Regions from separate parts of the Homo sapiens genome. Here region 1 is linked to region 2. Evidence: read pairs that join two places in POLR2A ChIA-PET (ENCODE). Cell type or tissue: PC-9. All regions are shown on one strand. Links, peaks and the distances in the headings refer to the core of each region. The heading gives the core; the rest is flanking DNA. Region 1 overlaps ASAP2 (ArfGAP with SH3 domain, ankyrin repeat and PH domain 2). Region 2 overlaps ASAP2 (ArfGAP with SH3 domain, ankyrin repeat and PH domain 2).

What was found. ChIA-PET counts read pairs that join two places held together with the same protein. Peaks named below come from ENCODE experiments on the same cell type or tissue, not always from the same donor. Only the 100,000 strongest peaks of a DNase experiment are listed, where the experiment ranks them.
Region 1: POLR2A ChIA-PET joins it to region 2 with 10 read pairs; 2 of 35 experiments call an interaction of 5 or more read pairs at or near these places.

Annotation. Positions count from the first base shown.
Region 1 is chr2:9,395,518-9,406,431 of GRCh38, reverse strand. ASAP2 (ArfGAP with SH3 domain, ankyrin repeat and PH domain 2) reads right to left here. Exons shown (of 28, transcript NM_003887.3): 25 at 6,360-6,409; 26 at 5,602-5,690; 27 at 5,036-5,158; 28 at 754-3,179. The coding sequence ends at 3,105. ITGB1BP1 (integrin subunit beta 1 binding protein 1) reads left to right here. Exons shown (of 7, transcript NM_004763.5): 7 at 1-2,957. Among named protein-coding and RNA genes, the nearest start is that of ITGB1BP1, 23 kb to the left of the region's middle. RefSeq lists an enhancer at 5,325-5,888. In PC-9, for the core only: no CTCF peak of the experiment used is centred there; DNase peaks (open chromatin) are centred at 2,351 and 5,781; H3K27ac peaks cover 2,238 bases.
Region 2 is chr2:9,229,550-9,240,463 of GRCh38, reverse strand. All of the region lies in intron 1 of ASAP2 (ArfGAP with SH3 domain, ankyrin repeat and PH domain 2), which reads right to left. Among named protein-coding and RNA genes, the nearest start is that of ASAP2, 28 kb to the right of the region's middle. RefSeq lists enhancers at 5,177-5,802, 4,870-6,069, 8,284-8,838, 8,839-9,395. In PC-9, for the core only: no CTCF peak of the experiment used is centred there; DNase peaks (open chromatin) are centred at 5,453, 6,283, 7,353 and 9,113; H3K4me3 peaks cover 4,805 bases; H3K27ac peaks cover 8,000 bases.

The DNA.
Region 1 (10,914 bases), core at 2,026-10,025, 170 kb before region 2:
CAGTGACAAACACACACTGAAGGCCTGAGGAAGACGAGATGTCACAGAGGTCCACTCAGTGACAAACACACACTGAAGGCCTGAGGAAGACTAGATGTCACAGAGGTCCACTCAGTGACAAACACACACTGAAGGCCTGAGGAAGACGAGATGTCACAGAGGTCCACTCAGTGACAAACACACACTGAAGGCCTGAGGAAGACGAGATGTCACAGAGGTCCACTCAGTGACAAACACACACTGAAGGCCTGAGGAAGACTAGATGTCACAGAGGTCCACTCAGTGACAAACACACACTGAAGGCCTGAGGAAGACGAGATGTCACAGAGGTCCACTCAGTGACAAACACACACTGAAGGCCTGAGGAAGACGAGATGTCACAGAGGTCCACTCAGTGACACACACTGAAGGCCTGAGGAAGACTGAGGACATGGGCTCAGTGGTGGCTTCCCAGTCATGGTATCACTGGCATGGACCTCTGTCCGGCAGAGGTGTGGACTGGAGACCAGGATTCATGCTGGTCTGGAACAGTGACATTGCCAACTTAAGACACACAAAGCAGATTTTCAGAAGTGTCTGGTCAAGATAACATGCTGGCCAACCACAATTCCTAGAGTTAAGAGAACCTTAAAAGATTACCGCTCATGCTAAAAGTATGTAAAGATCCCATGTACAGTATGATAGTGTACTTTTTTTAAAGGACTGTCAATATACAAAACTTTAAAGATTAAAAACATTAAAAATAAAACCATGTCCATTTAAAAGTATTTTATTTTTTTCCAGTCAAATGACTAGTTAACAAGAAGAGTAAACTTATTAAACATGCTCTAATTATAAATCACTGCATTAAGGACAATGAAAATAATCAATTTCGGTTATACAATATATACAGTTGTGCTGCAACCAAAGTAATCAGGTGAATGAACTGAATATCATACATCTCAAAATAGCATCCTAAGCTGCATATTATGTTATCCACCCCTTAACAGATCACACAGTTACTCTTAGTCTGTGTACATGTTCTGAGCCATCATCCCAGATCTGATGGAGAATGGCATGCAAAATGCCAGAATCCTGCAGCTGCAGTTCATGAAACATAAACTTTAAATATAAATAGATATCTACAATGTTTTTCTTTCTCTTAGTTGCTTTTTTAATTTGCAAGGAGCAAATAACTAAGAAAGGATATTAGCAGGGTCGTTAATATAATTTCTCCTCTGGTAAGAGTACTATTAGTTACTGCACAATAGCACCAAATTGTAGACTGGAAAAATATTTCCTAGGTATTTATGTACCAGTGAACCTGACAGATTAGTTTGGGACTGGAGTTCTAATGTTGATATGAATCAACTTTATTCCTTATATAGCTGGCACCAGGTGGTCAAAAGGCTGACTATAAAATACAGATGCAGGAGGATTGTTAAAATAGACATAAGTGCACTGTGCAAAATACATCTGTTTACTTAAATCTATGAGAAAATTAAATGAAGGGTTCAAACAGAAATTAACAATTAGTGAAAACAGATGTAGTGCTTTAAAAAAAAACAAAAACAAAAAACTACAGATATAACACATTTTTACCCGGAACTTTGAAAGGTAAAAAGCGATTGCTATACAACATCATAAAACATTCCAGTTTGTTCTGTCTTCCTTTATAACAAAAACAAAAAGTACAATGCCAAAAAAAAAAAAAACTCTACACAGTCTTGCATAATAAAGACAAGCTGCTTCAATCAAATGCACCATCACAACAAATGCAGTTAACAGCATTGCTGCCTCACTTTCCAAGCCTATATGCAAATTTATTCCTTTACTTTTGTTAAAAGTCCAAGTGGGTATCATATGCCTATTTATTCTCAGAGTGCCAAAATTTCCAATATTCCTACTATGAATCTTACCCTCGCAATTACTAAATAGAGGTATGACAGTCAAGTTCATTAAACGAATGAGTTTTGGTTTTATAATAGACAACCTAATCCTCTACTACCACCCCAAGTAGCTTAAGAATGATATGATGGCCTGAAACAGTAAAAAGTGGGATGTTTGGGAGTATTACCTGGGACCTATATATTTCTGATATGTTCTTGATTATAAACAGATGGACAGATTCAATTTCAAGACAGTGTGACTACCATTCCTGTTGGAGTATTATAGAAATACAAGACACTAAACTGAGTAAACATTCTCCTGGGCTAGAAGGGAAGGCAGTGGTACACTCAGTAGGAAACAGCAAGTGATGTGTTAATACAGCATGGTCTGCGCCACAGAATTCTACTGTGTACAGTTGCTTTCTGTGTGACTCAGGAAGTTCAAGAAGGCAAATTCCAAAACACCTAAAGCATATAAACTAATTTAAAAGAACTGTTTTGCAATCCATCATCCTTAGTTTTTAACCAAATTCAGGAAATGCAGTTTTATATAACCTGGAACAGAATGAACTGTAGTTACCCTACGTTGTCATAAACCATCAGTAGTTTTGTTAAGTATGATTGTTCACAACAGGTTATACATACATGCAGAATATAATGATAGCTGCAACCTCACAAATTAGGGCTAGAAAGTACAATGCTAATGTGTAAATTTCCAAGTTGCTTTTTAAACACTGGGTGGATTTCAAAGGAATGTGTGTCTTTAAAGGTGAACTGATGGCATTTTATCGAGAAAGTTCAGAGCTGGGCTATGGACTTCTGAAGCAGCAGTTCACTGGCCGCCTAAAATAATAATTGTGATAAAGGTCACCAACTCCAGAACTGGGCCAAGGAATGCAGGAAGAATTTATTCATTAATGCAAACATTTTTAGGTTTAGCTAATTCCGTAGAGGCAGGATCTTGATTATGTATAATAGTTAAAATAACTTTTCAGTTCACCTGTTGGGAAATTCAGTTTTTCCTAATAAATGCATAGCAATGTTTCATGAAAACCACAAATTATAAAAACAATTACTGATATGTAAAAATTGCCTCTGAGTTTTTAAAACAGAGCAGTGGCATTAGAGAACATGGGCTGCCATACAAACAGTTCATGAAACTGGTTATCTGGCAAGAGTTTTGGTACCAATAACGAAACAGGAACATAACTGTTAATGCTTTTGTTCAGTAGCAATTCAGTCAGCGATAAAGTGCACAAATGACACCGGGAATGCGCCTTTGCGACCAGGATCTCCATCAATGTGGCCAATCTGAAATGGAGAAAAGTGTAGGTTGTTATTAAAATTCCAAATGTTGGTGGAAACTTTGAAGAGCATTACATAGAGCGTTTGGTGAAGAAAAGCAAGATTGGTTCAGAAGACTCTTCCGACAAGGAATTACTTAGGTAAAACATCCAAATGATTTTTGTCCGTTTTTCCTCACCACATTTCAAATAGTGCAGGCCTCTCCCGTGTAAGGAGCTCTTCCCAGCCATGTCCCAGATGTTCGCTCGTGGGGATGGCCACCCCCACCTGTTCTTGGGAGGCACACAGGTCAGCTGTCTGACCACTACTTCCCACTTGCCATTTTTCAATGAATGAATGAATGAATGAACTGAGTGTCACAAGTTTGTGAGCTGCAACGTCACCTAAAGTGGCAAAGGTATAAGTTGGCCCCATTTCAATGAGTTAAGTACTTGTGGAAGGCTTCACTCTATCCACTTATGTTCCCTCTTGGGTAGATACATAAATTATATCCAAATATGATCTCAAGAGTGTAAATGATGTAGGCAAATAAAAGGCTAAAAACAGCCAAAATATGAATGGTGGGCTTTTTGTGGAGTGGGTGGGGGGTGCTGTGGTTATGGGCAACTTCTGTTTTCTTCTTTATGCCTCTATTTTCCAGTTTTGGAAATGAGCAGGTATTTTCCACATGGCTAAGCCTGTGGTCAGGTTGGCGCCCCTTCCGGATGGTGGGTTGTGGGCAACTGTGGGAGCTGGCTGGTTCCCGAGTAGCTGGGATTACAGGTGCCTGCCACCACACCTAGCTAATTTTTTGTATTTTTAGTAGAGAACCATGTTGGCCAGGCTGGTCTCGAACTCCTGACCTCAAGTGTTCCGCCTGCCTCGGCCTCCCAAAGTGCTGGGATTATGGGCGTGAGCCACCGCGCCCAGGCCACAGACACTTTCAATCCATTAAGGGCAAACGAGGCCACAGGAAAGACCGGTGAACCCAGCTCTGCCAAATGAAGGCAGTGCTGCCTGGCCCTGAGAGCTCACAGCGCCTCTGGAGGCTGAAGACATGCAGTTTAAACACTAGTGGGAGTTCTGGGAGGGACAGTGACTAAAGACAGTGTCCAAACTCCTCGCACTCGACAAAGAAGTTCCCCTAAATCCTGTGAGTTCCCAGCTGAACTGTCTGCTCTGAGCTCAGTTGCGGAGCTGTGCCACTTGCGTCTACTGTGTGGTGGGCTCAGCCTGGGGCTTTCTGTCCACGCCCCATTCAAGCCGGTTCATCCACCGCCCTCACTGTCTGCAGCTGCCGCTTAGTGGGTGCTCACAAGATCACCTGCACCAGACTGTGTGTGTGTGACCTCCCTGTCACAGATGATCCCACTAATGCTTAAAGATAAAAGCAACCTGCCCCAAGCCACCAGCCCCTGAGTGGCCAAGTCTGAATTCTTAGGTGGCCGGCACTCATCTTGCTCCCACACCCTGCTGGACGCCTGGGCGGCCACAGCTTGTTTCAGGACCAGACTCAGGCCTGGGGCTCTGCGCTCTAGGTCAGCTCTCTCCAGACACCCGATTCCACTAATCCAGCAATGGGGGGTGATGACCTAGAAACTCAAGACCTCAAAATGAAGGAGTGTCATTTCAGGCCCTCATGAGTGCTGTGGAAACTGCACCCTAACAGGGGAGGAAGCCACCCTGGGGAATAATCAGGCCTGCTCAGAAGGGGGTGTCCATGGAGGAAGCAGCTCCTGAGGATGCTAAGGGGCGGAGGCACCAGGAACTACATCTGGACTGCTCAGGCTGAGAAAACCTCACCTGCAAGCCCGTCTCTCCAGCCAGGTGGGCAGGGACGTGGCTCAGCCCCCAGGAACCTCCCAGGCCCACCCTTGACTCACCCACCACTCCTGGTCCTCCTCCCCGTCCACGATGATCACATCCCCCTCGGAGAAGGTGAGCTCATCGGGGTTGTCAGCCACACAGTTATAGAGCGCTTTCACCCGCTTAGGCTTCAACTTGGTCTGGGTCAGGAGAGGGAACAACGGTTAGTGTGGCTGCAGGCCTCAGCTCTCAGGGCAGAGAGCTCAAGCACCCTGCCTTCCCCGGTCTCAGGAGTCCCGTACCTAGGCCTGAGAAGCCTGCAGATGCCAAGGTGGGGCAGGTCAGTGCAGCTCAGGAGCCAGGGAGAGAAAAGGGAAGAGCTCCCCACCAAGCAGAGAGAAGGGGCCAAGGGCTGGGAAACGAAGCGGCCGGGGCAGGGTACTCTGAGTGGGCCCATTGTGGAGCTGCGGCAGGAGGGCCAAACCCACCAGCTGCCCAGATCCAAGCAGTCAGGTACCAAGAAGAGCCCCGCCCTGCCCCAGCCAGGGGAAGAGGGGAAGACTTGCTTCCCCTGAGCCCTTGTGAAACCACCTGCACCCCCCTGGCTAGAGCAGAGAGGCAGGAAAGGGGGCTCGTCACTTACTGCCTGCGACTTCCTAGGCATGGGTGCAGGGGGCTGCAGGACCATAGCATTGGACAGAGGACCCAGAGCTTCCGTTGCAGAGAGATCCACTGTAGGGCAAAAATGAAGCAGCTTAAGACATCCCATCAATCACAGCCATGAGATGTAAACAATGTACAAGCCACAGGGTGTGTCTGAAAGCAGGTTTCCCCAGGTGTTCCGATCTGTTGAGGGGAAAGGGAACCTTCTGACTTGGATGCAGACCTTGGAGAGCTTGTGTGGCAGCGAGTGTCCCCCAGTGAGCCTGCCATGTCAGCAGGAGGGGACAGGTGAGGGGCCCCAGGACTGAGCTGCTCAGGAGCAGGGGTCTCAGAGGCCGAGGGAGGAGGGAGGATGGCAGGAGGGAGGAGGGAGGAGGAAGGCAGGGAGGAGGGTGAGAGGAGGGGAGGGGAAGGGAGGGGTGGAGGAAGGCAGGTGGCGGGGGAGGAAGGCATGAGATGGGGGAGGGAGGGGGAGAGGAGGAGAAGGGAGCAGAGGAAGGCAGGAGTGGGGGAGGAAGGAAGGAAGGAGGGAAGGAAGGAGAGGAAGAGGGCAGGAGGGGAAGGGGGCAGGAGGGGAGGGGGCAGGAGGGGAGGGGGCAGGAGGGGAGGGGGCAGGAGGGCTGTGGAATGGCAGACAGCTGGGCCCTCCCTCAGTCCTGACCACCTGGCAGGAAACATCCCCCACATTGCCCCCATGGACCAAGCAGAAACAAACTCAGTCCCAAATTAAATAATTACCAGGTCCTCTCGGTTGGCCTTTGTTGGTCAGTGGGGTGGACTTGTCAGCCCTACAAAGACAGGGAAAAAGTAGATTTACTGCTACCGGAGGGCACCTGCCCCTTTCTCATCCCCTTTTATCAGAGAACCTTCTGAGTTCAAGCTCAGAGTGTGTGAGGTGGTTTCCTCCACTGTCACTTAGCTGTCTCTTTTTTATGGGAAAAGGAAGAATGAGAGGCCCTGAGGAAAGTGCTAAATTCAACGTTTCTGATCCTAAAACCAGGGCTTTTCCAGAGCACTCTGTCCACGTGAGCCTGCCACCGATGGCCAGGGTCTGGAGTGATGCTGGGCACTGGCCACTGGCCCCGCCCCGAGTCTGCTCAGCCCCTTCCCTGCCTTGGTCCCATCACATGAAAGGGCAGGGCTGAACCTTAACCTCAGGCCCAGATGGCTTTGCCAGGACGGGTCCGAGCACTCTGGGTCAGCGCTGTCCATGCCTCTGCCGTCCCTGCTTCTGGGAACCAATGTGGCTGACCACGGGCTCAAGCCCCATCCATGAACCTCTGGGCCAGCACACCCCAAAGCCACAAGGTAGAAACACATGAGTGAGGAAGTAGTTCTCAGGGCTGGCAGAGAGGGGTCCCTCATCTCGAACCTGCCACCTGGCAGCCCTGGATAAATGGGTTCTGGAGAGTCAGCATTTTCATCTGCAAAAGGTGTGACACAAGATCCGTCAACTCCAGAGCTAAGGACCAGTGCCAGTGGCTTCAGCTCCCCGGTGGATCTCCTGGACCTAGCATAAAGCCAGGCACAGGACGGGGGCTGGAGAAGCAGAAGAGGAAGACCAGGGAGGAAGGGAAGGGGAAGGCAAGGATGGGATTCTTTCCACTGTACGCTCCCGTCTGTCGACACTCCCTTCGCTGCTCGGAATGAACCCTGTCTGGCCTCAATGCTTGCAGTCCCAGAATGAAGGGAGAGAAAACATCACATGGGTTTTGCTCATACGCTGAAGGAACTGAAAAGGAACTTTGTTTTATTCCATAAAACAAAGACCCCTCCCATTTGACCAGTCTAGCCATTTGTTTTCCATCTGTGTCTCTGGGTGTAAATGTCTCTGCAGACATCACTACACTGACCTGGCTGACCCCCTGGCCGGCAGTCATCCCTAACTACAGAACACTCGCAGGGAAGGCCTGATCCTCTGAGACAGCAGTGAGCAGACTTTTTCTTTAAAGAGGCAGATAGTAAACTTTTTAGGCTTTGTGAATTTTTTTTTTTTTTTTTTGAGATGGAGTCTTGCACTGTCACCCGGGTTAGAGTGCAGTGGCACAATCTCGGCTCACTGCAACCTCTGCCACCCGGGTTCAAGCAATTCTCCTGCCTCAGCCTCCCGAGTAGCTGGAATTACAGGTGTGCACCACCACGCACAGCAAATTTTTTGTATTTTCAGTAGAGACGGGGTTTCACCATGTGGGCCAGGCTGGTCTCAAACTCCTGACCTCAGGTGATCTGCCCACCTCGGCCTCCCAAAGTGCTAGGATTACGGGTGTGAGCCACTGTGCCTGGCCTTTGTGTTTGTTTTTTGAGTCAGGGTCCTGCCCTATTACCCAAGCTCGAGTGCAGTGCGGCAATCAGTTCACCGCAGCCTCGGAACTCCTGGGGTCAAGTGATCCTCCCGCTTCAGCCTCCTGAGTAGTTGGGACTACAGGTGCACGCCACCATGCTTGGCTAACTTTCAAAATTTTTTGTAAAGACATGGTCTCACTATGTTTTCCAGCCTGGTCTCGAACTCCTAGTCTCAAGCAATCCTCCTGCCTCGGCCTCCCAAAGCTCTGGGATTATAGGTGTGAGCCACTGCACCCAGCTGGTTTTGTGGATTCTAGCATCTCTGTTTCAAGTATTCAACTCTGCCACTGTGGTGTGAAAGCAGCCCCAGACTACATAAAAAAACAGGTGTGGCTAATGTTCCAATAATATTTTCTGAGTGCTGAAGTGAATCTCACACAATTTTCATGTGCCACAAAATATCCTTTTGAGGCCGGGCGCAGTGGCTCACGCCTGTAATCCCAGCACTTTGGGAGGCCGAGGCGGGCGGATCATGAGGTCAGGAGATCGAGACCATCTTGGCTAACATGCTGAAACCTCATCTCTACTAAAAATACAAAAAATTAGCCGGGCGTGGTGGCGGGCGCCTGTAGTCCCAGCTACTCAGGAGGCTGAGGCAGGAGAATGGCGTGAACCCGGGAGGCGGAGCTTGCAATGAGCAGAGATCGAGCCACTGCACTCCAGCCTGGGCGACAGAGCGAGACTCCGTCTCAAAAAAAAAAAAAAAAAAAAAAAAAATATATATATATATATATATATATCCTTTTGATTTTTTTTTCCCAACCAATTACAAATATAAAAGCCATTCTTAGTTCTTAGCTCATGGCCCTAAAAAACAGGCAGCAGGCTGGATGTGGCCTGTGAGCCATAGTTTGCTGACTCCTACCCTAAGAGAACAGGTGTGAAAATTCACATTTATCCCAGAGACAAAATCACCGGTGGTGGGGAAGGGATAGCATCCTTCACAAGGAGGGCGTACCGGTGTGTTCCTTTACAGTCAGAACTCCACTGGGCGCTGACGACATGGCTCCGTCCATCCCCGTCTGTCCCGGGTAGCCCTAACCTCACTTGCCCTGCTTCCCTTTTTCCTGCCAGTCAGATGTGAAACCAGGTAAAATTGTGTTCCAGAGGAAACCTGTCCAGCTCCCGCCAGCTAGAACGCTTCTGAGAACAAGGAACCTGCACCTCACAGCTGACAACCACGGTTCTCAGAGTCCCAATAACTGCTGGGAGCTGACGGCTCCTTAGCCAGGACTTCAACACGTGATTTGTTTCTCTCGAAAAACAGCAGCATGGAAAGCGTAAATCCCAGGGAGTCATAAGGGAAGGCAGAAGAGAGCCCAGAAGCCAAGAGAAGCATGGCCTGTGGCCACTTTGGTATAGAGGCAGAAATAATTAGCACTGGAAAGCCCATTTATTACAGCATAATTCAGTAGCTGTTTAAGACTAGGAGGGCACAGATATGCATATTTTATTTTTATTTTTTTGAGACGGAGTCTGGCTCTGTTGCCCAGGCTGGAGTGCAGTGGTGTGATCTTGGCTCACTGCAACCTCCACCTCCTGGGTTCAAGTGATTCTCCTGCCTCTGCCTCCCGAGTAGCTGGGATTACAGGTGTGTGCCATCATGCCCGGCTAATTTTTGTAATTTTAGTAGAGATAGGGTTTTGCCATGTTGGCCATGCAGGTCTTGAACTCTTGGCTTCAAGTGATCCACCCACCTTGGCCTCCCAAAGTGCTGGGATTGTAGGTGTGAGCCACTGTGCCCAGCCCTGCATGTTATATTTTAGAAAGTTATCTTGCAAAGTAGCATTTAAAAAGTTTTGGGAGTCTTCTGGTTAAAATGGCAGATTTAAGTACATTTACTTCCATTTCTTTCCAAGGAAAAGGATTTTTAAAAATTAAACCTAAAAGAGGTGAGGCGCAGTGCCTCATGCCTGTAATCCCAGTACTCTGAAAGGCCAAGGTGGGAGGACTGCTTGAGCCCAGGAGTTCGAGACCAGCCTGGGCAACATAAGGAGACCCCCACCTCTACAAAATATAAAAATAAATTAACCGGGCATGGTGGTGCGTGCCTGTGGTCCCAGCTATGCGGAGGCTGAGGTGGGAGGATCACCTGGGCCCAGGAGGTCGAGGCTGCGGTGAACCGTGATCACACCACTGTACTCCAGCCTGGGCAACAGAGTGAAAGATAAATCACAGTCAACCTAGTTGATCTCAGGAATGGAATCCCACTCCAGCAGTGAGGAAGGCCCTGAAATGCTCCTATCTGTAGTCCTGAAGTGTCCTCAGAAGGCTCAGGACCCTCTGGAAGGGGAGAAAGGCAAGGTAGTATGCAGAAGAATTAGCCAAAAATCTGTCTGAGGAGCTCCTGAACCCCTGGAATCTCGCCCCAGCTCTGAGTAGCCTTAGCCGCTGCCCTGCCCAACCTACTAAGGACAGGAAGCTTCTATTCTTGGAGAGGGCAAAACGGACGGTGTCTGGATGGGGGATACCAGGTGCGGCTATTGGGAATATCTTGAAAAACAGAGGGACTAAGTAAAAGTTTAACTTTATTTCTCTACTCCTAAAAAACTTCAGGGATGGGCTGGGCACAGTGGCTCAAGCCTGTAATCCCAGCACTTTGGGAGGCCGAGGAGGGCAGATCACGAGGTCAGGAGATTGAGACCATCCTGGCTAACCCGGTGAAACCCCATCTCTACTAAAAATATAAAAAATTGGCCAGGCGTGGTGGTGGGCACCTGTAGTCCCAGCTACTTGGGAGGCTGAGGCAGGAGAATGGTGTGAACCTGGGAAGCGGAACTTGCAGTGAGCCAAGATCGCGCCACCGCACTCCAGCCTGGGCGACAGAGCAAGACTCCATCTCAAAAAAAAAAAAAAAAAAAAAAAAAAAAAAAGAAAAAAAACACAAGAAAAACAAAACAAAACAAAACAAAAAAACAAAAACACAGTAGTGCAGGGATTACAGATGTGG
Region 2 (10,914 bases), core at 1,479-9,478:
GACCAGCCTGGGAAACATGGAGAAACCCCATCTCTACAAAAAATTAGCTTGGCATGGTGGTGCATGCCTGTGATCCCAGCTACCGGGGAGGTGGATGTGGGAGGATCACCTGGGCCCAGGAAATGGTGGCTGCAGTGAGCCGTGATGGCGCCACTGCACTCCAGCCTGGGTGACAGAGTGAGACCCTGTCTCAAATAAAAAAAAAAAAAAAAAAAAAATTATGGGAGGAAGACATGACATGAACAGAGACATGTCGTGATTGAAGGCAAACTAGTTCAATATTAGCTGGCTGCAGGCATCCACCGAGGGTCTTGGAACATACCCCCCAGGGATAATGGGGCTTCAGTATTTAGATAAGTCTGTGAAGATCAACTGTGAAAATCTTATCTACATTGCTCTAAGAAGTTGACTAGTTTTTTCACCCTGACTTAATTTCTTTCCATAAACCACCCCAAAAGTAGCAGGACAGGGAAAAGAATTCAACTTAGAAACAGAAGACCTCCTTCTTACCAGCTACAAGGCCTTGGGAAAGTCACTTAAACATGACAAAAACTCATCTCTACAAAAAAATTACTGGGGCATGGTGGTGTGCACCTGGAGTCCAAGCTACTCAAGAGGCTGAGGTGGGTGGATCACTTGAGCCCAGAAAGGCCAAGGCTGCAGTGAGCCGTGACCACTCCACTGACCAGCCTGGGCGACACAGTGAGGCCTCATCTAAAACAAAAAAAAAAAGATGCTGCCATTACAGTGGTTTCAACAACAACGACAACAACAAAAAACAATGGTTTTGTGCCCCTTAGATGGGTCCAAATGGCCGGCACATAAATGGTGCTCGGTTAATATTAGGGGAAATGGGACTCATTTCTCTTACCTTCCAAGAAGCTGGACCTCAATTTTCTCATTCATAAAATAAAGAAAATGGTACCTACACCTATGGGTTATAAGAAGTAATGAGTTCAGGCTACAGAAGAGTTTGTTATTATCTCCCCCCACCACCACCCCTCCATCACCACACACATGATTTCATTCTACCCAAAATATAATGAAAGAGTAAAAAGGTCAACAATCATAATTAAACAAATCAGCCCCACAGGAGTGACTACACAGCCTAGCTGCTGTCAATAACTGAATGTACTATATCCTTATGAAGTGCAGAACAGCTAATCCTCAAATCCCAACATGATGACACCAAATCTGTGCTTACCCCACACATAAGGCTTCCACACCAAAGAGTAGTTGCAGTGTTAAAAATGTAATTCACCACACTAACAAGCTAAAAAAGGGAAACCATATGGTCATCTCAGTCAGTGCGGAAAAAGCATCTGATGAAATTAAACACCCATTCATGACAAAAAAACCAGCAAACTAGGAACAGAAGGCAACCCACTAACAGGCAGCTACAAAGCGCTTGCTGCTAACGCCACGGGACAGAGAGGGGCTGGGAGGGATGGGCAGGAGGCCACTCTTTCTCTACCCCTCCAGGCTGCGGGAGGCCCAGGGAACACAGTACAGCAAGAGAAAGCAGGAGCAGGCAAACAGATCAGGAAGGAAGGAGGCAAACAGCGTTCACAGAAGACAAAATCATCTATGTAGAAATGCCAGGCAATCTACAAAAAAGCCACCAGAACCACCAAGTCAGTCAGGTTAGCAAGAGGGAAGCTTTCGGGGTGTTTTAGGTCATAATGGTGGGGATTACACAACTGTACATTTGTAAGATTCATCAAAGTGTACTCTTAGGGTAAATTTCATTGTATGTAAATTATGCCACCAAAAAAAAACTGGCCAAAAAGGGAAACAAACACCTTATTACTCCTGAACTCACAGGCTGTTGCCTCAGCCTCTCCTCCCCATGCAAACAAAACACTGTACTTAAACCAGTGCTATGGTTTTCCATCTCCAGGGAGACCTGTACACCAGAAAAGACCCTTGAGAAAGACATTTCCAGTAAGACAAGGGATGGAGCAGCCCCCATGGGAAGGTGGATGAAAGTGATCTGGATTCTGCACAGGCTGGTAAGACAATGCTTTTTCAAGCGGATGTGGCTGTAGCTCAGCAAAGCTGTGGACAATTTGTTTACAAAAGCCTGGAGTATTGTCAAATATCAAGCGGTTCCCCTAAGTCCAGCTCTCTGGTGTTACAGATGGGGAAACTGAGGCTCCAGAAAGAGGAACTAAGTTGCCCAAGATATAACATAAGAGTGTCTACCAAAGACTAGAGGAGCTGAGGTTTTAAAAACAGAACAAATACAAGGAACCAGCATACAATCTAAACCTGTCATCTGTGTGCACCATCAATAAGCTCATCCGTGTGAAGATCAGTAGGTAGCGGGTCAGCTAACAGTGTTAGTAAGTGCTCACCCTAAATTCAAACCCCAGCAGTCGGAGGCCAGAGCCATGGCTCCTCCCACACACTGACCACCTCCCTGTGGAAGAGGGAAACCCCAGTCCACACATGTGAGACACGCCAGCCCACGGATCCACACACTGGAGCCACAGGTCAGACACAGAATGCCACTCACCTCTAACATCTTTACCTCACCTCAGGGCTCTTCTGAATTGGGACAGAGATCATACTCTCAAAATCATGGGAAGAGATGGGATCATCTCACTGGTTTTCCTCAAGACAACTGCTCTGCAAATCAAAAGAAGAAACATGGGCACCTACTGTATACAATGTACTCCACCAGGTGAGCAAGAAAAGACTCAGTCTCCTGGTCGCTCAGAATCTAGCCTTCAACCAGAGCAGGCCAGGCACGGTGGCTCATGCCTGTAATCCCAGCACTTTGAGGGGCCGAGGCAGGAGGATCTCTTGAGCCCAGGAGTTTGAGACCAGCCTGGGCAACATACTGAGACCCTCATCTCTACAAAAAATAAAAATAAAAGTAATTAGCCAGGCATGGTGGCATGTACCTGTAGTCCCAGCTACTTGGGAGGCTAAGATGGGAAGATTGCTGGAGCCTAGGAGGTCGAGGCTGCAGCGAGCTGAGATCATGCCACTGCATCCCAGCCTGGGCAACAAAGCAAGAATCTGTCAAAAAAAAAAAAAAAAAGACCAAAAGACCCAGTGGGTGCTTCCTAAATTTCAGAAAATAGGCAGAACCATCTTAATCTTTTCAAAGGTATCAATTATGTTTTCATCTAAAAGTCACAATGTAAATGAGAAATGTCCTAATCCAGCCTCAGGAGTTGAGGCCCTGTTAAACTTTTCCATTTTCACTTTTTGAAAAGCAAAAGTCAGAAAGCAACATTAACCATCAAAATGTGTACAAAACAGGGCTTTTTTTTTTAACTCTCTTTTTTTAAAAAAGCTTCCACTCACTCAAGCCAGAAACCAGTGTTTTCCTGGATTCCCAGCCCGCACAGCCAAGAGGTCAGAGACTTGTCCCTCTTGCCTATTTCTCCAAGCTGTTCCTGCCTTCCCCTCCCCTTGGCCATGGCCTCAACTTGGACCTCGTCCTGCCTTCACTAGCCCCTGCCTGGTCCGCCTGCCCGTCTCCGTACCCCAGCCCTGCCTGGTACCCACACCAGCCTCGGGGGGGATCTTTCTGACACTCAGATATTGCCCTGTCCTTGTCCCATTCACTCAAAAAAGAAACCTGAAGTAGACAACACACAGCACCTTTGCTCCAACACAGGAAAGGAGAAAGAGAAAGAAAAGCAAGAAAAAAAAAATTTAACTGTGCTGACAAATAATTATAGTTCCAAATTTAAAGGCAGGATCTTTAAAAAACAAAAAAGTAAAATGCACTGTCTGTGTCTCTCATACATACACACAACCACCTACACATACATACATACAATAACAGATAACAGTTGCTTTTAATTTTTTAAATTTTATCAAGTTTTTATTTCCCTTTGCCTCTCCGGTAAAAAATCCTCTTTAGACATTAAGAATGTTTATACAGACAATTATAAAACTAAATTAAGTTCAAGCTCTTTACATCAGTACAGAGACAATTTTAATTTTATTAATCTTCATAAAAGTAAGATATCAAAATATACACCCTAAAAAGTTCATCTGGCATACTGCACAACACAGGTTAAAAAACAGAAAAAAATAATACAGGCAAGGATAAGAATATGTCAGGAATATAAGAGGATCAGCATTTCAATCTAACTCTTTGAAGATGTCGACGAACTTAATATATTCAAGTGGCCCGAAATGATCTTTACTTCGTGGCACTTGATTACCTACAAGCCTCTGCTTATGAAACATCCAGGTCAACTTCATACTGCAAAACTTACAGAGAGACTCAGGCCCACCAAGAGCAGGAAACAGGGGCCCCAAAGCAGTCCAGGTGCCAAGGACATCCCTTTGTCCCTCCCTGACCGGCCCTCCAAGTCCACCATCACCTGAAGCCTTTTGACCCAGCGTTTCTCAACATCAGGCCCGGACACACTTGGGACAAGGTACTTCTTTGTGGTGGGTGCAGTCCTGGGCACTGTGGGATGTGTAGTAGCATCCTGGCCTCCACCCACCAGATGCCACCAGCACCCCAGTCCCCAGTCCTGGCAGATCAAACATGACTCCGGACCTTGCCAGAAGTCCCCTGGGAGGCTAAACTGCCAGGTGGAGCAGCTCCATCTGCCTAAGCCCACTGCCCTTGCCATTCATGGGAAGGCATTGCCGGCTGCATCCACCAACCAAGTTCTCCGAGTTCTACCCTCAGGGTTCAGACATCTAAAACAACAGCAGCCTGACCACTTCTTACATGTTCCCATCACAGCTGCCAGGCCATGCGGCTCACTCTGCCCTACCCAGCCCGACACCTCAGCTGTCAGCCACTCCTGGCCCCGAGACGTGGTCTGAACTCCCCTGCCTCCCGCACGCTACCACAGCAGCTCACGTGCCCCAGCTCCAGTTCTCCCTCCTCCATTTCTCTTTACTTCACTCCCTTCACTCCCTAATGTACTGGGCTTTCCAATCAGCCCACCAAGGAGCCTCCGGCCATACAAGACAGAACTGCTGCAGGATGATTTACACATCCGGCCTCTGCTGGAATGAACAACATCTGAACTCTGCGAGTGAAATAACAGCAAGCCATGAGGAAAATCAGAGCCCTGGAAAGGGAAGGGCTGGGGTGCCACCCACCAGGGCTGGGTCCTGAGAGGCAAGGCTGCCTTGGCTACCTCTTAAAAAGAAAACAACTCTGCCCGGGGCAGCTGGCACAAGCTCCATCCCTGCCACACTGGTGCACAGGACGACCAGCCATCTGTGTGGTCCAAAAGGTCATCTAACTCATCAGGTTCAAAACTACAGGCCCCATCTCTAACTCGATTAATTCTACCATTAGTCACTCTGTAGCCACACACAGATCCCCGCCTACAACAGGACAGGAAAAGCTCCAGTTGGCATATGTCGGGCGGGGACAGTGAAACACGGCACTTGGAGAAATTCAGCTCGTCTGGAGACACAGGTGAGAGGCAGAGCAAGCAGAAGGCTGGGCCGTCTACTCCTTGCACCAGTCATCATTAGGAGTCAACTCCATGCCATTCTCAAATTCCTCTCTTATCACTTCCCCAAACAGGATGTGTTCAATTGGTGAGTCATGAAAAATAGGGTATTTCTAGAAATCCACTGGAAGGAAGGTGTGGGAGAACATTTCTAAAGAGTGAGAACAAAGAGACAATATGCAAAGCCACTGAAGCATTCGCAAGGCCGGAAGTGGGCTCCAGGCTGGGCCCCTGTGCATCGGCCCCAGAGTGGCTGACCAGACTTTATTCCACCTGCCCCCAGCTCAATTCAACAGTCCAACCAACTGAACCCTGAGTAAATCCATCTTCCTTCACCTTGGCTCTACCTACTCATTTTAACTGATTAGAAACAGCCCAGCTTCTGGATCCACACAATGGGGATAGTGCCCACTTCCCCAGGTGGCTGTGAAGTCCCAGATGTCCCATCTGTCCCCTCCCTGGTCTTTCATGACAATGTCCCAGCTGCCCCAGCAGGAAGTGATCTCTCCCTGCTTCTGAGCTCCTCCTATTATCAAGGCCCCTGCAAGGCCACGCGCCGCCATTACCTTGTTCTGGTGCAATCTGTGTGCTGTCTCCTCTCCCTCCACTAGCCAGAGCCCCAGCCATGCGACAGGCTCTGGCTAAATGTTCTCCCCGGGTTTTCTCACTGAATTCTCACACCAGCCTGTCTCTAGGCAGTCTGGTTATTGCTGCCTCCCATTTTACAGTTTAGGAAGCTCAAGCTTAGGAAGCTGAGAGGCAGCACAAATAGCGTCAAGAAGAAAAATGAACTCGAGCCAGAGTGCCCAGGCTTTGTGACTTCTCTGCTCAGTGACCCAGGGAACATTGCTTCACCTCTGTGAACCACTCCCCTCTTCCTTTTTTTTTTTTTTTTTTTTTGAGACATAGCTTCGCTCTGTCACCCAGGCTGGAGTGCAGTGGTGCGATCTTGACTCACTGCAACCTCCGCCTCCCGGGTTCAAGCAATTCTCATGCCTCAGCCTCCCGAGTAGCTGGGATTACAGGTGCCTGTCACCACGACCAGCTAATTTTTATATTTTTAGTAAAGATGGGGTTTCACCGTGTTGGCCAAGCTGGTCTCAAACTCCTGACCTCAGGTGATCCACCCACCCCAGCCTCCCAAAGTGCTGGGATTACAGGCGTGAGCCACCATGCCCAGCCCACTCCCCTCTTCTTTAAACATGGGGATGATGACAGTACCTAGCCACAGGGTTGTTGTAAGGATTAAATCCATTTAACATGTGTTAAGCACTTACTGCCTGGCACACAGTAAGTGCAATATAAGTGTTTGTTAAACACAAATGAGTAAATGAGCATATTTGCCCATGGCCACACAGGTATCAATTAGCAAAACCTATATCTGAGTCCAGGTCCAGCTGGCTTCAAAGCAGATGCTCTAATCACTACATAGGCTAAGCTATAACGAGAGGTCCTGAAGGGAATGAACCATTTCTTATCCATCTCTGCATTTCCTGCAAAGTGTATTGGTCCCAAGCCACCATACAACTTTTGTAAGTGTTACTTAAAAAGTAAAATCTGAAGAATTTACAAAAAGCTTTCTCTGAAAAGAGATTATAAAACACTAAAGAACTACCAGAGCCCATAAAGGAAAATAGCACAAAAAGCATAAAGGCCTCTCATCAAGGTAACCTTCTCATCTGGACCTTCCATTCTGAGGATGTTTATTCTGGAGACCTCAACATAGTACGGCTTCGCAATTCCTTCACTATCTGATAGACTCTTCAAAGTCCCGGCATAATACCAGCCTTCATTATAATTGTCACACAGACATCGATCACTATCACCAAAGCAACCACCAGGGTTAACCTCCCAGCCCTCCTGGACAGTAATTAGATGACTCAAACTGTCTCAAAGCCGTATCTCTGTATCTCTCTACCACAAAACTACTTTGGTCCCACTGAGCAAAAAAAACACAGAGCACAGACTGGCAGCATTCTCCATTCCTAAGAGGCAGCAATTTGGAAATAATAAAGGAAATCCTTGGATTCCTGCTGGCAATAGATACAGAACAAAACTGCAGCTGGGAACACGTCTAACGTGGAATTCCTTCTTCCAGAAGGGCAAGGCAGCCCCTCTGTACAAGGGCACAAACATATTTTTACTTTTTTAAGGATTTACACTCACTAATTCAACTTTCGAACCATTACCCTCTAAGAATCAAGTCCCCATGGCCAGAGAAACAAGCTTTCTATGAACCAATGACACCAGAGCTCCGGCAACAGCATGTCTCACTCCCTGCAATCTAAGCTGTAGTTGCCTGTCAGTTTTATTCATTCAACAAACACATATTAAACATATATGATGTGTCCAGTGCAATTCTGGGTGCTGAGGATGCATCACTAAGTAAGAGTCAAAAATCCCTGCCCCCAGGAAGCTTATGATCTAATGGGGAGAAGGGGAGATAGAAAATAAATTAAAAATATGACAAGTTATGTGCTAAGTGAGGTGGTTAAACAAATCAGACAAGTTCTCTGCACTTCCAAGATCATAGTTTGTCAAAGACAGACAGTAAATAACAGATACAGACAGTATAATGTGGACAGTCAGCTGCGAAAGGGGTACGGGGGCACAAAGCCAGCAGAGGAGGGCCCTCTAATGTGGCCTCCAAGGAAGGGGCACTGGGCTGAACTTCACAGAACAGGCAGGGAGATACGAAGAGCAGGGCGACTCTACAAACAGAGGGACCACCTGTGTAAAAGGATCGGGCGCAGGGCAGTGAGGCGTGTTGACACAGAGGACAGGCATGGATGAGATGGGGTGGGAGGGAGGCAGGGGCCAGGTCAACAAAGGAGAAGGACCCAGAGTCTGGTTACTTTCCAAAAGGTCAGGGAAGCCACCAACGTGTCTTCAGCTGAGAAGCTAAAGAGCAAATCTTTAAGACAATCACCATGACCTCAGTGGGAGCAGAGGCTGTTGAATGCTCTGGCTGACAAATGACAGGGGCACCCACTGCAGCTGGAGGAATGGAGAGAAGGGGCCAGATCAAGAGAGATGGAAGCAGGAGCTTCACTCACAGGACAAGATGGGCAACTGGAGCAAGCCAGGCAGACTTATGGTTGCCACTTCCCAAAGTGTCCGCTGGGTCAAGTGGGTGGGAGGGGCACAGCCCAGCTCTCAGTCCTCACCTGCTGCAGGGAAGGGCCAGGCTGCCAGGTGACAGAGCTAAAACCTCAAGGATGGCATGCGAGACGGCACAGAGAGGAGAGTCTCCAAAGGAAGGCATGGCACAAGGGCTCCAACTAGCAGAAGGACCATGGGAACACAGCATGCAGATGCCAGGGACACCCAAGGGCCAGGCAGACAGACAGGCCCGCTGCTGTGCAGGAGTCTATGAGCAAGAACAGGGCCCTCTGACAGGAGGAAGAACAGGCAGGCGCAGGCTAGGGGTGTGGCGGCACCCGGGCATCTCAATGGGCATGCACACACAACAGAGCTGGCCTCCGGGAGGTGGCAGCTATGTAACATGACCAGCGACTGCTCACTGGCATCTCAGCGAACGGGTAGCAGGTACCGAGTCATGACGCAAACCCAAGTCTGTCAAAGCCCAGGCTGTTGCCTCCATACCAGATGCTAAAACTGGGTCTTAAAGTTAGATGTGACCTGACTTAAGCCCTAGAGCAAGTTCCTCCTGGCTGAGGTCAGAGGCAAGCTTGGCTGGGGAGAGGAAGAGGGCAGAGCCTGAAAACCTGGTGAGGAGTCAAGGAAACTGTCACCTGCTCCCTGGAGGTGACAAGGTCCTGGCTACAGGAGGGAGTGAAGGGAAAGGATTCACCCCAGCAAACCCTTCCAGCAGAGAGAAACACCCAGCCACTGCCTTTCCCCCATCCATCCTGCTGGCAGGAAGCACAAATTCCTCTTGCCCAGGCTGGCATAAGAAGAAAAAGGAAGGAAGTGGCCTGGGGAAAGTGACCGACATAGAACCGCAAAGCAGCCGAGCCTGGGCAGCATCTCCCCGCCAGAAACAGGCAGGGGTTTGTGCTGCCAGGAAGCAAGAAGCTGGACTGTGCCCTGCCATGGAACCAGCCCAGGGCCTCCCTCACACACCTCCAAGGTCACACAGGACCCCCTGGCCCATGCTCCTGTGCAGGCAGACCCCATCTCTGGGCTTTGTTGCTATTAAAGACATTGCTGCTCCCAAACCACTGTTTTCATCAAAACCCTTATAAATCTGGTCTGCTTAAAAGGGCTTCTCCAGTGATTAGAAAATGCAGGCGTTTTCCTAACAACCTTCCTTCAAAAGGTGAAACAACGTCCTTGCCTTGCACATATCTGCTCTTACTCCCAGCTGTGATGGAAAACATGGACCGTCCTCCTCGCCAAGCAGCTCAGGGGATGCAGGCACCTCATCCAGCATCTCAGTTCTGGGGGAACCCAGGTCTGCACACAGATACTGCTCCTTCCCTCCCACACCCCTCCTGCAGGAGGCTGAGTCTGCCCAGGGAAAGCAGCTTGCAGTCCAGCTGTGGGGCTGACCACTGGGGAATCAGTCTCAGCACAGTTTTTGCCTGCAGGTTCCAGGCCCTGGGCTCAGGCTGTGGCTTCCAGAAACCTCGGCTTGGGAAACTCGCCTGCCAGAGTCACGGCTGCACTGCTCAGTCTTGTAACACAGGCTCGCAGTGGCAGCAGGCCCACGCAGCCCCTCTGGGTCCCCAACACTGGTCCTCTGGGTCCCTGGCCAGACCCTGAGCAAACAAGCCCTGTTCACTCCTGAAGGTTATGACTGATTTGGTGTTGCCAATAGCAACTGCCTCTGTATCCTGACACATTTATCACACCATATGGTAATCAGCTGTTTACATATGTGTTTATTCTGAAACTGTGAGTGCCTAGAAATCCAGGACTCCCTCTTTACTGACATCAGCAAATGCCCCAGTGTCTGGGACCTTTAATGCAGTATGTAAAAGAAGCAAACATCATCATCTCTTCTTGCAGAATTCATGAAGCTGTTCTCAACCAGCAGCTTCTTTACCTCTTGAGCAAGGCTAGGACCTTCCTTGCTCCATACACAAACACACATCTCTACCCCAGCCCACACTGACAACCGCCAGGGCTGCAGAAATCAGCATCACTCCAGGCCCACAAATGCCCCCAACAGCCTGGCCCACCCACAATTTACAGGGGACAGGAGGGGCACACACCTCCAGGGCCAGGCACTTGCTTCATGTTCTCCAGACAGCCTGTCTCCCCCTCTTAGGCTCAGGCACTTTGTCCCCCTGCAGAATGCTCTCTCCAGTCTCCCTTTGCTATCAACTACTCCATCACTTACTCAACCAATTCCCTCCAGTGCTCTGTGTGCCCAGCCCCGTGCCTAACGCAGGCAATCCTGGCTCCCTAACACCTGCATGTCCTTCCAGGCTCGACTGAGATTCAGGCTCCTACAGAAAAGCAGCCAGCTCAATGCTGGCCACAACCGCTCCGC